Linked DNA regions of Mus musculus: region 1 is linked to region 2. The links are chromatin loops, found by intact Hi-C in ENCODE. Cell type or tissue: left cerebral cortex. All regions are shown on one strand. Each heading gives the region's core, and the rest is flanking DNA. Links, peaks and the distances in the headings are about the cores only. Region 1 holds the start of Srsf3 (serine and arginine-rich splicing factor 3). Region 2 holds the start of Kctd20 (potassium channel tetramerisation domain containing 20).

Evidence for each region. Hi-C counts contacts between places; a loop is a spot of excess contacts. Peaks named below come from ENCODE experiments on the same cell type or tissue, not always from the same donor. Only the 100,000 strongest peaks of a DNase experiment are listed, where the experiment ranks them.
Region 1: a loop joins it to region 2, with 4 times the contacts of the local background. A loop is called at or near these places in 1 of 42 quality-filtered maps.

What each region holds. Positions count from the first base shown.
Region 1 is chr17:29,028,499-29,036,419 of GRCm38, reverse strand. Srsf3 (serine and arginine-rich splicing factor 3) reads right to left here and starts at 3,760. Exons shown (of 6, transcript NM_013663.5): 1 at 3,634-3,760; 2 at 1-179. The coding sequence starts at 177. Gm16196 (a long non-coding RNA gene) reads left to right here and starts at 3,797. Exons shown (of 3, transcript XR_876716.2): 1 at 3,797-3,904. In left cerebral cortex, for the core only: a CTCF peak has its summit at 5,597 (motif pointing right); DNase peaks (open chromatin) are centred at 1,975 and 3,838; H3K4me3 peaks cover 3,268 bases; H3K27ac peaks cover 2,070 bases.
Region 2 is chr17:28,947,891-28,955,811 of GRCm38, reverse strand. It overlaps Kctd20 (potassium channel tetramerisation domain containing 20), which reads right to left and starts at 3,376. Exons shown (of 8, transcript NM_001356300.1): 1 at 3,243-3,376. In left cerebral cortex, for the core only: a CTCF peak has its summit at 3,653; DNase peaks (open chromatin) are centred at 2,269 and 3,299; H3K4me3 peaks cover 2,519 bases; H3K27ac peaks cover 2,116 bases.

The DNA of each region.
Region 1 (7,921 bases), core at 1,439-6,438, 80 kb before region 2:
AGCATCTCGGGGATCCTCAAATTCGACGAAAGCAAAGCCAGGAGGGTTTCGAGCAACCCACACACTTCTGAGTGGTCCATAATAGCCAAAAGCCCGTTCTAATTCAGTCTTGTTTCCATTATTTCCAAGATTACCTACATAAACCTTACAATCCAAGGGACAGGAATCACGATGCATTTCTGTAGTTAAAAAAAAAAACACACATTAATTTATTCAATCAATCTACAGTTAAGGAAAAGAGTTAAAAAAAAAAAGAAGGCTTGGGTTGGGTGTGGTGGCACATGCCTTTAATCCCAGCACTTGGGAGGCAGAGGCAGGCAGATTTCTGATTTAGAGGCCAGCCTGGTCTACAGAGTGAGTTCCAAGACAGCCAGGACTACACAGAGAAACCCTGTCTCAAAAAAACAAAAACAAAAACCAGGCTTGGAAATATAATGGTTTATCTAGAATGCACTGTTACTGAATCTAGCCTAGCACATTTAATCTCTATTAAAAAAAAAGCCAGAAGAAAAAGCAAAAACTAAGACTACTCTTAATGTCTTTTGTCCCTCATCCTATTCTTTTCACTCATAATCAACCCTCAGGAAACCAACAAATTTTTAAAGAGCCAACAGGCATGCAAACTGATTTTGAGGTTTGCCTACATAAAAATCTCAGGCCAGGCTGTGTGGTAACATGTCTTTAATATCCTCACTCATGCAGTTCTGAGTTTGAGGGTTACAGAGAAACCTGTCTCAAAACAAGGCAGGTGGATCTGAGTCAGATCTCAGCCAACTCTCATTTTCTGTGCCAGCAAGGGCTAAGGGCTACATAGCCAGACCTTTAAAAAAACAAAAACAAAACTGCCCTGGAACTGTGTAAAACACAGAAGGATCAATTATCACTTCTTTTATTTATTTATTTATTTATTTATTTATTTATTTATTTATTTATTGGGTTTTTCGAGACAGGGCTTATCACTTCTTTTAAAGACAGGGTCTCAAGTATCCCAGGCTGACCTTGAATATCTGTGCAAGGCTCCACAAACCCTGTATATGAGGCTTAAACTCTGTTTAACTTCAAATTAAATTTAACCAGAGTGCTGAGTGGTGGCCTACATCTGTACTTTTAGTTCTTACAATTCACAGGTGGAGGCAGGAGTTGAAGACCAGCTTCTGCTACTGAGGCATCAAACTATTTTTTGTTTTGTTTTCCGAGACAGGACTTCTCTGTATAGCCCTGGCTGTCCTCGAACTCAGAAATCCGCCTGCCTCTGCCTCCCAAGTGCTGGGACTTTTGCTGGGATGCAAAACCTTACATTCCAAGTTTCCTTAGGAGAGATGTAGAAGAATAAAGGCATAGGGAACCATGTCCACCTGAGTTCAGCTACGGGACACACATTGTAGAAAAACTACAAATTATCTTCTGACCTTTATTGTGGTGCACACACCATCCCACAAACACAAAATAAACTAAGGCTTCCTTCCTTGGGCAGAACCTGTATTTCTAGTTTTTAAAAGTAATTAATTAAGATCACAAGTTTGGGGCTGGAGAGATGGCTCGGCGGTTATGGTTAAGAGCACCGACTGCTCTTCCAAAGGTCCTGAGTTCAATTCCCAACAACCACATGGTGGCTCACAACCATCCATAACAAGATCTGACTCTCTCTTCTGGAGTGTCTAAGACAGCAACAGTGTATTTACATAGAATAAATAAATAATCTTAAAAAAAAAATCACAAGTTTGAGGCCAGGCAGGGCTACAGTTAAAGTCCTGTCGCAATCAAATACTTCCAAGATACACTGCCACAAAAATTTCCTTTACTGTCTTAACACTAATACCACTTTTTTCTAAACACTTCTCTAATAAGCAGTTAAAATTCTCCAAGCAGCCAAACCATGTGCTATTGTTCTAAGAAAAGTGTCTCACTGTAGATAGGCCAGGCTAGCCTGGCTCTCAAGGACTAAGACAACTGTGAGTCACCACACCTGGCTCCATTTGTTTTCCAAGCATATATTCAAGTCTCAATGTGGTTCAGTGGTGGGGAGCTTGTCTAGCATGCAACTGAAACTTAATCCCCAGAACTACAGACACAATGAAAAACATGTCAAAGCCTCACTACAGCACTGCTCTCAATAGTGAAAGCTGTGCCAATCTAAATGACTACCAGGAGATGGAGATCTAGAATGTGACACAGTATTCAGGAATATACTGTCTACTACTAAGTTTAAAAGTCTTGAAAACATTCTAAAACCAGAAAAGGCCATTACAATTCCCTACATGTGAAATGCTTGAAATGGAAAATCCAGACACTTAAAAGAAATCCCAAGGAGAGGCAGGGAATTCTGAGAAGGCCGGCACTACAGAAAAAGGAATGCAGAAGTTGAAGCATAACTTACCCTGTCTCAAAAACTAAGTGCATCAGGAAGGTGGTGTGCGCACGCACACACACACACCTTTGATCCCAGCACTCTGAAGGAGGAGGGAAATGATGAGTTGGAGACCAGATCTAAAAAAGTTGAGTAAACCAAGACAGCCAGCCTGATTTACAGCAAGAACTGTCTCAGGAACAAACAAAAATAAATATCTTGGAACCACACAAAGGTTCCACAACAAAACTATCATAGCTAGGAAGGCAAGCATGCTTGTGGCTCAACAGGCTAGAGGAATGACAGTTATGAAGTTTGCTAGTGACCCCCCGTCTTTTAGTAAAAAGTGCATAAAAGTAAATGTTGAGGTCTGCTAGGCATGTAGTGGCCTGCACCGTGCACCCTAAACTCCTGCGTAAAAGAATCTTTACTAAAAGGACATACAACATACAACCTTGAGGACATACACTCAGTAAGTCTTCAACTTCACACTTCCGAAATGAAAACCCTACTTAATAAGCCATTTAAGTGTCTTCCCTACTATACACCATAATGTTCAAACCGACTATTATCAAACTAAAAAATTTAACCCTATTTTGCCGTGACCCCACCCTGTGCCCAAGACTCAGTTGAGCGACCAAGCCATTCCGCGAAAATTAAAAAAACAAACAAAAAGACAAATGAAACTCATCCATCCCCGGTTTTCACACCTGTTAAAAGCAAATAGGTCAAAGAAAAACCCAACTCAAAGTGAACTATGATTTACATTAAGAAACGCAGCCTCATTAGAAAAGATTTTTAAAGCAAACACCAAGTCGGCATAAAAAAAAGATGAGACTGTAGGGGCTCAGTAAATACGAAAAGACCTGTCTTAAAAAATATATACAAAGTCCTCAAGACACTATACCAAGAAAACCAGGAGCAAGGAAGAAAAAGGCGCCATCAAACTAAAGGCCGCGACGTGGAGAATTCATTTAGAGATCTACCCCACACACACACACACACACACACACACACACACACACGCCGGCCACACCCCAGCCTGGAGCAATCCCTCTCCGAGCCTTCCTCCAAAGGACAAAAGATTAAGTCCGGGATTTACAGACTTGGAAGCATCTTCAACATTGCCCGGGGCCCCAGCCGCCGCCCGGGACCGAAAGTCACAAAATGGCGGCGGCGCCCCTTTGTCTCAATCTGGTGCCGCCATTGCGCCCGGCCCCACCTCGAGTCTGCGGAACTCCACCTCCCTCCCTCCACCTCCCTCCCTCCGTTCGCCGGTCCCTTACCGAGATCCTGGGTTCAAAAGGCCCAAGCTCAAATCCTAACGCTCCGACAGGCCCACCCGCTTCCCTCTGGTTCTGCTCCTACAGATTCTCGGTCTCGCGGCGTCACGAAATGGCGGACCACCACCGTCCCCTCGCCCTATTTATAGCACCCTGCTCTGCCACATGACCTGACCAGATCACCCAATCAGAGGCGGCGCAGGCTGTGACGTAAGCGCTACAAACGCTGCGAGAAACCGCGGTTACTGGGAGCGCGCGCCGGCCGTTCCGTCAGGTGGGTGGGGTACGCGCGGTGGCGCGAGCTCGTCGCCGCGTGCCGGCTTGTCCCGCAGATGCGGCGCTCGGCCCGGCCATCCCCGCGAGCCGCGCAGACGCCCCCTCTCCTCCACTTCCGCCTAGGCTGCAGCCGAATAAAGCTGTCCAGACTCTGCCGCCATTAATCCCGGGCGATGGCGGCTGCAGCCGCGGGCTCGGGTCAGAGTGAAACATGGACGCTTGCTTCCTCGTTGTGGGGCATCCATCGCAGACTAAGGAGCCTTATAGTCGCTCTCAAGGTCACCGAGCTTGGGCGACTTAACTGGTACCCCACGGTGCCCGGTCTGCGCCCCGATGCAGGGTAGAGCCTGCAAAGTTTGCTCAACTTTCGCTTTCCCGCCTCGCCCAAACCGCGCGCGCGGCAAATGCGACTTGATGAGGCTGCATGAAAAAACAAAAAAAAAAACAAGACAAACGGTCACAGGGCTCACTTTCCCAGGAGGAGAGCAAGGTTTTGCATAGGTTGCCTTTACGCTCTGAGCACGCAGCTCCGCCATGCAGATGCTAGGAGGGGCACCTGCGGCCTTTGTAAGGGCTTTGCTCTGGCTGCCAGACCTGTGGGTCTCCCTGGGCCTCTACACACAGACCCCAGGATAGCTGAATACCCTCGTTTGACAAGCCACATCGTTTGCCTCCAGCTCCCAGACGTATCCTCGGCCTGGCCCCCCTCAGGCTACTCTGATTTATTGGGGAGACTTAGTTGTTTCTGCTTCCAAGAAAGGTCAAAATATTAACCAGTTTTTCAGACACAACTCTAATGCTTTTGTTCCCCTAAGGGAGTTGTGGTGCAGGCTACAGTTGTTAAACCTGTTTTTGTTGTGACCTTCAGAAGATTCTAGCAAAACTTCATTTCCTTCTAGATCTTTTTTTTTCTTTCTGGGTTAGACATGCCTAGTATAGTAGTAATGGGGCTCATTTGAACGTCCTTTTGTCTTTTTCCTCTCCTCCCTGCCTCATAATCTCAGCTCTTGGCCCAAGGGAACAGGAGTCGAACTTTATGTTCATACATTTAGTGAGTTCTAGGCCAGAAAGAACTTCTTGAGATACTTTCTGAAAAACAACAAAAAATCTGATGTATCTAAATGACTTGTGATATTCTCTGTTCCAAAATTTTTTGGTTTGTAAAACAAACAAGTAATGACTACCAGGCTGGTGAGATGGCTCAGTGGGTAAGAGCACCCGACTGCTCTTCCGAAGGTCAGGAGTTCAAATCCCAGCAACCACGTGGTGGCTCACAACCATCCGTAACGAGATCAGACTGGAGTGTCTGAGGACAGCTACAGTGTACTTACATATAATAAATAAATAAATAAATCTTTAAAAAAAAAAAAAAAGTAATGACTACCTTTAATCCCAGCACTTGGGAGGCAGAAAGCAGGTGTCTGGTCTACATAGTTCCAGGACAGCCAGAGCTACATAGAGAGACCCTGTCTCAAAAAAAAAAAAAAGTAAATAAAAATTAAAATTTCACCAGGCGTGGTGGTGGCGCACACCTTTAGTCCCAGCACTTGGGAAAGAGACGGGCAGATTTCTGAGTTTGAGGCCAGCCTGGTCTACAAAGTGAGTTCCAGGACAGCTGGGACTATACAGAGAAGCCCTGTCTCGAAAAAAAACAAAAGAAAAAAGAAAAAAAATAGATTTATTTATTTTATATATGTGAGTACACTGTAGCTGTCTTCAGCAACACCAGAAGAGGGCATCAGATCCCATTACAGATGGTTGTGAGCCACCATGTGGTTGCTTGGAATTGAACTCAGGACTACTTGAAGAGCACTGAGTGCTCTTAACTAGCTGAGCCATCTCTCCAGCCCTTGGTCTCGGTTCTTGAGGAGCAGAGGAACTGAGTCACACTCTAGCACACAAGGAAGGCCCCACCCCCATCGCCACTACAACCCCATCCCTCACCACTCCATACCCAGCCCTTCCTGTCCCATCTCCTCATGGTGACTTCTTTCCCACTACACCAGAGAAGTGTGAGGGCCTGAGAGCCCTCAGGTGGTACAGTTAGGCCTCAAGCTGTCCACCCAGGACACAGGTAGAGTAGGCTAAGGAATTGATCTAGGCTGCACTGTCTTAGTCAATAACCAGTAAGTACCTGTAGCTGTTTGGTCTCAGTAAGTTGTTCTGTAAATGTAAAGTAAACAAACAAACAAACAAAAGAGAAAATACTGGATTTTTGAAGGCACCCCCCAAAAAAAAAAAAAAAAAAAAGATGTCTTAAATCATTTTCCCATTGACTTCTTTTTGGACCTTTGGGAGATGTTTTGTTGTTGTTATTGTTGGGGTTTTCAACTTTTTTTTTTTTCCGAAACAGGGTTTCTCCGCATAGCCCTGGTTGTCCTGGAACTCACTTTGTAGACCAGGCTGGCCTCGAACTCAGAAATCCGCCTGCCTCTGCCTCCCGAGTGCTGGGATTAAAGGCGTGCACCACCACGCTTGGCTCAACTTAATTTTATTTGAGACAAAATAAATTTATTTTGAGTGGTACATGCCTTTGATTCCAGCACTTAGAAGGCAATTTAACTTAATTTAATTTTGAGGCAGAATCTCACTACCCTGACTGTCCTGGAACTCACTCTGTAGACCAGGCTAGCCTCACTCAGAGATCCACCTGCCTTTGCCTCTCTGCCTCTCTCTGCCTCTCTCTCTCTGCCTCTCTCTCTGCCTCTCTCTGCCTCTCTCTCTCTGCCTCTCTCTCTGCCTCTCTCTCTCTCTGCCTCTCTCTCTGCCTCTCTCTTTCTGCCTCTCTGCCTCTCTGCCTCTGCCTCTGCAGTGCTGGGATTAAGGACTTTTACCACGATGCCTAGCTTTGGTTTGGTTTGGTTTGGTTTGGTTTCTTGTTTTGGGAAATATGCTCTCACAATATAGTCAGTCTGGGTTAAATGAGACCTTGTCTCAAAATGTACAAAAACAAAAAAAACAAAAAACAAAAAACTGGAAATGGATAGACTATTTCAATGTTAGGCCTGTGGGTTCAAAAAGCAGGAGAACCTGGGCCAAGGGCTTCACCCTTTCCCTAGCTCCCAAGATGTGCTGACACCCTCTGAAGAATCTTCCTACCCTAGCAGGTAGCAAGGTTAACAGAGGATTCCACAGAACCGTTTGAGAATCCTGCATGCCTGGAGGACAGGAAGCTGGACCGTAGCTCCCAGCTAGCCAGCCACCAGGGTGCAATTTCCCAGGTTTGCTGGGCTTATTTGTCTGTGCAACATGTGTGCTTGGTGCATGTTGAAGCCAGAGGAGGGTATTGGAGCTCCTGGAGGTTACAGACAGTTGTGAGCTACCATGTTGGTGATGGGAATTGAACTTGGGTCCTCTGGAAGAGCAGCCAGTACTCTTAACTACAAAGCCAGCTCTCCAGCACCTGACTTTTTTTTTTTTTTTTTTTTTTTAATTTGGGGTTGGGGGTGGTATGCGGTTGAGGCAGGCACCTACTGCACAGCCCAAGCTAGTTAGAACTTGAAACACCTCTTGCCTCAGCTCTGAAGGGCCAAGGTGAACAGTCACCTGCTTTTTTTTTTTTTTGAATTTCCATTTTTTATTTTATGTGCGTAGGTGTTTTGCCTGCCTGTATACTTATGTACTATGTGGTGTCTAGTGCCTGTGGAGGCCAGAAGGGGTCATCAGATCCTCTGGAACTGGAGTTACAGAAAGTTATGAACCCCTATATGGTGCTGGGAATTGAACCCAGGTATTCTACTAAAGCAGCCAGTGCTCTTCATCACTGAGCCATGTCTTTATTTGTATTTGTGTGTGTGTGTGTGTGTGTGTGTGTGTGTGTGCACGCGTGTGCATGTGTGTAACAAAGTTGGGATTTATGGAGCTGGAGAGATAGCTCAAAGATTAAGAGCACTGACTGCTCTTCCAGAGGACCTGAGTTTGGTTCCCAGCACCCACATCAGGTGGCTCACAATTACCTGTAACTCTAGGGTCTAGGGAACAATGCTCCTGGGATCCAGTGTCCTTTCTGGCCTCT
Region 2 (7,921 bases), core at 1,295-6,294:
GCTAAAGACTATATAAGAAAAGAAATAAGGGTAGAAACTGAAGAAAAAGAAAACGATCCAGTGCGGTCCCACACCAGAACCCCAGCACTTCCGAGCAGAAGGATCTCAAATCCCAGGCAAGCCTTGAACACAGTGAGGTCCTGTCTCAAAAAGAGAAAACAAAACCAGACCAGGTGGGGCGGAGGGGGCTGGACGAGTGCTTACTTAACAGGAACAGCCCAAAGCCCAGCCCCAACCCCCGGCACCACAGACAACAAAATTCAGAGCTGAGAAATCCAGGGGGCTCAGCAGGTAAAGGCCCAAGCTAACAACCTGAGCCTGATACCAGAACCCACGGAGGAAATAACCTGCAAGCTGTCCTCTGACCTCCGCATGCAGACTGTGACGAGAGTGTGCATGTGCCACCCCCCACAAAAGAAATGTAATAAACAACTTCATTTAAAAAAAAAAATCAGAGCCGGTTGTAGTGGCACACGCCTTTAATCCCAGCACTTGGGAGGCAGAGGCAGGTGGATTTCTGAGTTTGAGGCCAGCCTGGTCTACAGAGTGAGTTCCAGGACAGCCAGGGCTATACAGAGAAACCCTGTCTCAAAAAACCAAAAAAAAAAAAAACAATACTGAAACAAGAAGTTAGCTTTTAAAAACAGATGAAGAAAATCTAAATGCTCTCTGAAACTAATCAAGAAAAAAAGTGTTAACGGTTACACAACTTGTGGCTCAGATGGTTCTGTTGCCTAAGAGCACTGGCTGCTCTTGCAGAGGACCCAGGTTCTGTTCCCAGCACCCACATGGCAGCTCAGAGGTCTGCAACTCCTGTTCCAAGGGACGGGATGACCTCCTCTCAAGAGAAGAGCATACATATGATAAAGGCATAGAATACCACAACTCCCCAAAACCAACCAACCAGCTAGGATCCTAATAAACCTGGTCACCACGAGAGTAGCTCAAGTTACTCAAGACAGCGGCGTCAAAGGTTCTGGACACTGCTCATACAGGTAACTTCTACAACCCAACCGTTAGTATTAATCTTTTCTAAAGTGAATCTCTTACAGCCAGTGCGCTTCTAACCTCTCAGGTTTTTGTAAGCCAGCCATCTGCCCGCTCTTACTTCTCCTTCCCCGACCCGTTCAAGCTTCTGATTTATCTCAGCACTCTCATCACCGTGGTTTACAGTTAGAACGCACAGTTCCTTCAACTTCCATGAGACACTGGCACTATGGTCATATCAGAGTCTCTCTGTTTTCTCTGCCTTGTTATTTCTCCGCTCTGCACCACCTTCTTGCGGAAGCATTTAAAAGGTAATAGAGCAGGAAGGGCAGCAGGCTAGACCAGGAATCCTCCTCCTACCATCTCAGACTCTTGTGTTTGGATGTGGGGAAGAGGGGAAAAGAGTATGGCGTACACTAAGGGACAAACCTAGTACCTCCCACACATGCAGAGCAGGCGCCCTGCCACTGAGTTACATCCCCAGCCTACCTCCCAGTCACTACCTGAAAGATGAGAGGACTGAGCTAGGTAAACTTACAACGTGCTCCCTTATCCTCTAAGCTTCTCATTTCAAGGACTCCGACTTTCCCATCTTAAATCATTTAACATCATCCAAACAGTTCCCTCAGTTTCTCACTCCAATTAGCCATGGAGGTGTGGGGAGACCCCATGTGTGGCAGGTGGGAAACACAAAACAAGTCAGGAAACTCAGCATTACAGAAAGGCACACTGTTTTTGTACGTCATCTACAACAACAACAAAACCATCAATAAGTAGCCAGACATCCAAAGCCACCAAAGCCAAGAAAAACGCCAAACCCTCATGGCTACCTTTAATATCCCTGTGGAGTCTCAAGAGACATCAAGATGTAGAAAACACCTTTGGCAGATGTGGAGGTCATCCAACCCTCATTTCTGCCAGACAGCAAGGGAATTCTGAGCCACGCTTGGGATACTGTCTCTAACATGCCTTACTTCAGTTGTACTGTGTAAGCTAGGCATCATTCAGATATTCTGTAGCTAGTGAATTGATACCCACAACTAAAAGCCCATAAATACTACTGATGCTGGCACATCCCAGGGAATCAGAGACCCCCCAGGCTCCGGGCACTCCCTGGCTGATACCATGAGAAGGAAAGCAGAGAGCTGAGGTGGGAGCCAAGACCTAATGACATGCTCAAGCTCCCACGATCCTACCAACAGGCTCCTGAGAGAAACAAGGTGGGTTAGCCTGATCCACGCCATCTTTCTCCCACCCAGGCAATAACAGGATATGGATAAAAAGCCATTTCCTGCTCTCATGTAAGGGCTCCAGAAAGCACTATCCTTTCTCACACAGCCTTCCGAATCAGGGCTTCTTGACTCCCGACTGATTACGGACAGGAGAGGAGTAAGTCAACAGAAAGAAAAGGACATGAGACAGTATTTACAGTCCTCAGGCCAAGCTAATCTTGGTTTCCTAAGGTCCGGTTCCTGGCTTACCAAGGCGGCCCAAGCGGGGTGGTTGCCTGCCAGCACTAGTAGACTCAGGGGTCCACCCTAGATTTCTAGAATTAATTTCTGGGAGCCGTGCTAGCGACCTGCAAAACGCGTTTGAGAACTGCTACTTTAAGATTTTGTTTTTGTTCCTCTGGAGTGGGGTTGACGTTCTAATTCAAGGTTCGTCACAACTAATATTATTCCAACATTCTGTTTGGGAGATCATTTAAAAAGAAATCTCAAATTTCTAGGTAAACAATTGTCTATCAGCAAACAGACACCGTGAAAGAGCTTGGTTGGTCAGAGTTCCTGGCCTGTCTGTTAGTTCGTTTGCTGAATTCTCACTTAAAAGATTAGATTTACTTCTAAATAGTAAATCAGCCCAATCCAGGAATGTTCAGAAAGAATGACAAATTCCCACAAAGGGGAGGAGGTGTCCTCATGGCGCAAGCCTGACGACACTGTCTGCTATAAAAAGTTCTTATATGCAAGAAAAAAATCTCCCAGTTCTGCACTAAGCATGGGATGACAACAGAGGGGCGACAGGACCGACAGAAGATTCCAGAGGTTCTGGGAAAGCGCGACCAACCTTCCCCAGCCTGGGCTACCGGTGGCCCTGCGTGGTTGGTCGGCAGCCTCGCCCGGCTTCTCCTTTCTCCCCAGGCCGGGGAGGAGCCCGCACGGGGCCTCTCAGGCCGCAGCGTCGCGCCCGCCGCCATCATCAGCCCGCGCCATCACCTGCCCGCTCGCCCGCCCACCCTGTCACTCGGCACTCACCGGCCGCTTGCTGCCGCGCTCTCCGACACCGAGCCCCGAAGCCACCTCCAAGCTCCGGCCACCGCGCGCCCCCGCCCTGGCCGCGGATCCCCGGTTGAGTCACCCGGCCCTTCAAAACAAGAGCCCCGCCCACCGCGGGGCATGCCGGGAAGGCCGCGCGGCTCGCCCCGCCCCCGCCGCGGACTCCGCCATAGGCCGGGGCCTCGCCTGCCTGCCCGGCCGGCCGGGAACTGGGGCTCTTCGCCAGGGCGGCCCAGTAACGCGCGCCGCCGCCGCTTGCGCTCCATCACCCAAGGGGCTCAGACAGGAAAGCGAGCTGCAGGCTCGAAGGTGAAAGAGGCTGGGTCGCCCCGGAACGCGTGATGCTCACGGAAAGATGAGCCTATCGCCTTTGTGTGGCGGATGGATATGAACTGCAGCCCAAAGACAGAAAAACATCAACAACAACAAAACAAGATAAAAGAGAAAACAAAAACTTCCCCCCAACTCTTGAGTTTCACGGAACAATCTGCGATAGCAAACAAGATTCTACAGGTTTCATGTTACCTGGAAGCAAACTATTAGAAAGCTGGTTGCCTTGCTTCCTGTGAACCGCACAAGGGAACCTGAGAGGAGGAACCTGGCTCCATCTCTCAGGGTCACGGGGACTTGTGGCTTTTGTACTTAAGAAAGTTATCAGACCAGTTGATTACACCATCACAATGATTGCACAGACTTCTAGTTTTGGGTGTTTCGTTCTATTGGGGGTTTGCTTGTTTTAACCTTTATTTCCCTTCTCCCTCCTCCCTGGCTCTCCACTCTTAATACATGGGGTGTTCTTTGTTTTTTGAGACAGTCTCCTTTATCCCAGTATGGCCTTGCACCTCTGATCCGACCTTCACCATGTGAGTGATGGATAGGGTTACAGACAAGCCCTACCGTAGCCGAATTATGAAGGGCTCTGGTGTAACCCAGGGCTTCATGCACCCTAGGCCATTATTCTACCAGTTGAGCTACGTCTCCAGGTCCGAGTTCATTTTATTGAGATGTGACGCCGCAGCCCATGTTGAATTTGCTGTGTAGCCAAGGATGGCTTTGGACTCCTCATCCTCCTGTCCCTGTCTCCCAAGTGCTGACATTATTCTACTTTAAAACTGCTGCTGAGCACTAAATAAACTAATAAAACCACGCAAAAAAATATAGGGAATACCTGTGTGCACAGCATTAATCCTAGCACTTGGGAGGTAGAGGCAGGAGGATCAGGAAATCGAGGTCCCCCTTATTTGGCTTATGTTGCTTCTGGGGGGGGGAGGGGAGGAGGGGGACGGGTCTACCTTGCCCAGTTTCCCCCATACCACCTGTCACTAAGGGAAGTCAGGGAATCCAGTCAGGAAACTGGGTCTACAAAGTGAATTCCAGAACAGCCAGGGCTACACAGAGGAAACCATGTCTCAAAACAAACCAAATACGACCACCAACACAGTAATGTCACAAAAAAGCCAACACAGTAATGAGATCATGTGCTGGCATCTCTGGGCCTTGGAACTACAGAGAACATACCCACTGATTAAAATTTCATTCCAAAAGTTTCCTCTTCTAATCCTGTGCCCCTGTGCAGTCTCCATACCCACGGTGGAACTACTGCCTTTCTTGTTCTGAATACAGGACAATCAACTTCCTCTTTCTTTCATTTCCAAGCTCCCCTCACCCATCCTGAGCCAACACTTAATACTTGTTATCCATCGCCCAGAGGGGATCCAAGATAGCACATACTTAACTAATAGTGAAGAGTAAAAGGGTTGTCTTTTGATTAAATATCATTAAATCAGACATGACACCGATTTTGGATGAATATCAATTATAGGAGGCATATGAGAAATGTGTATTAATGTCGACTTTTGTCACTTTAATTTAACTGTATCCTCAGTCAGGCTGAGTTCTGAGTTCCAGGCCTGCCTGGTCTACAGAGTGAGTTCCAGGACAGCCAGGGCTACACAGAGAAACCCGGTCTTGAAAAACAAAGAAACAAATTTAAGTGTATCCTCAAATATCTGAACTAGGTTCATCATCTGAGACTGTAACCCTTCCTAAAGACAGATTGGCAGGCCTGGAACTTTCATTGTTCATAATGGCTAATTTGAAAAGTAGCACAAGTCCATTCAATTAATGGGGTTAGTACATTTCCTAAAATATTGCACCTGCTGCTGGTAAATACTATAGAACACTGAGATTTCTTCATGATGTTTTACAGCCCTTAAAACTTCTCACCAACCAAGGACGGAAGGTTTAATCATGCAGATTTACACATAAGGAAAACAAGACATAAATAAGTAGTGTTCAAGGCTATTACACTACTGGGCAGTGTTTATAGGATGCACAGGCAGGTCACCTGACCCCAGCTCAATACCCTTGCTTCCTGGGGAACTCCTCTACAATCCTAATAAGTAGAGACTTCTCTTGTTAGTTAGAGAGAAAGAGAGAGTCTCACTCTATAACTTGGCTGGCTTGGAACTTAACTTTGTAGCTTATGCTGGATTCATACCTGTGGCAATCCTCCTGCCTCAAGCCCCTGATTACTAAATTTACACACGTTCACCACTATGCTCAGCCGGTAAAGTGCACACTGCTCAATCATGGGAACCTGGGTTTGGATCTGTACAGAGCCAGGTGCGTCGATCAGCATATGCTGTGCCCTAGCTCTAGAGATGAGAAGACCCCTGGGGCTTGCTGGCCACATAGTCTGGTTAGGTTACTTAAAGAGAGAAATAAATGCAATAAGAAGAAAACCAAGGGCTGGTGAGATGGCTCAGTGGGTAAGAGCACACGACTGCTCTTCCGAAGGTCCAGAGTTCAAATCCCAGCAACCACATGGTGGCTCACAACCATCCGTAACAAGATCTGACTCCCTCTTCTGGTGTGTCTGAAGACAGCTACAGTGTACTTACATATAATAATAAATAAATCTTTAAAAAAAAAAAGAAAAAAGAAAACCAAGTTGCCAGGTTGGTGGTGGCACACACTTTTAATACAAGCATGCAGGAGGCAGAGGTAGGCAGATTTCTGTGAGTTCAAGGTTAGCCTGGTCTACACAGAGAAAATCTGTCTTGAGAAAGAGAAAGAAAAGAAACGTTAAGGCCGGTGAGATGCCTTGGCTGAAGACACTTGCTACAAAGCCATGTATCTAGGGTTCAGTCCTTGGGACCCTCATGATGGAAAGAGAAATCCAGTTTTAGACTTGCTCTCTGACCTCCTACAATGAACACACACAGAGTAAATAAATGTAAATTTAAAAATTGAAAGAGGGGGCCGGAGAGATGGCTCAGCGGTTAAGAGCACTGACTGCTCTTCCAGAGGTCCTGAGTTCAATTCCCAGCAACCACATGGTGGCTCACAGCCATCTGTAATGGGATCTGATGCCCTCTTCTGGTGTGTCTAAAGACAGCTACAGTGTACTCACATACATAAAATAAATAAATCTTCAAAAAAAGAAAAAGAAAAACACTCATTCAAAAGATACTACATAGTGCATACACATTTTTAAAATCTAATACTTTATTCATTATTATCCATGTGGGTGGGTTGTGTTTTAAGGCAGGGATATGGTGTGCCACGGCTTGGATATGAATGTCAGATGACAGCTTGCAGAAGTTGATTCATTCTCTCCTTCCACCATGGGTTCCAAGGATCAAATATCATCAGCCTTGCTCAGCAAGCACCCGACACTCTGCAGCATTCGGCTGGCCCCGTTCCCAGTGATGTTATTCTATTTGGATATTCTGTCCTTTCAGAAAAGTGGGTGGGGATTTAGGTGTGTTTGGCAGGCAAGATAGAATAACAAAGTATAATAAGATCAGTCTCACCTGTAATCCCAGCATGAAACAGGCTAAGGCAGGAATTAAAACAGGTTCAGGACCAGCCTAGGCTACAGGATGAAATTCTGTTTCAAAAGATAAATGAAGCCAGCAGTGGTGATGTGCAATGGTAATCCCAGAACTCAGGAGACAGAGGCATGTGGATCTCTGAGTTCAATGGCTAGCTCAGTCTATATGGCAAATGCCAGGAGAGTATTGACTACACAGTGAGACCCTGTCAAGAGAGAGTGAGAGCAAGGGAGAGAGCTGGAGAGATAGTTGAGCAATCATGAGCTGACTGCTCTTACAGAGGACCGAGGTAGAAATCCACAGATGGTCCCTTGGAGCATCCAGAATCAAGCTAAAATCTGCAAGCCAGAGTCCTGTAGGGAGTAGAAGGGGGAAGCCAGAAAAATGGGAACAAGATGGTAATGCGGGCTGCCTGCAGGAACAGAAGCCTCTCTCTCTCCTTACCCTGGTTGCTAGTTCACAGACACACTGGAGTCCCAGGCCATGTGTGTGTCACCTACAATGGTTCATGTCTGTGAATACACAGCTCTTATTCTCTCTCTCTCAAAAAATTCTTTTAGATTTATTTATCTTATATATAATATACACTATTGCTATTTCAGACACACCAGAAAAGGACAACCGATTCCATTACAGATGGTTGTGAGTCACCATGTGGTTGCTGGGAATTGAATTCATGATCTCTGGAAGAGCCGTCAGTGCTCTTAACCAATGAGCCACCTCTCCAGCCCCAGTTCTTATTCTCAAACCCAATATTAGATACTGGGAAGGGTTTTGTTTCCTTATTATGAATCTTTCTATTTTAAGTCGATTGTAGCT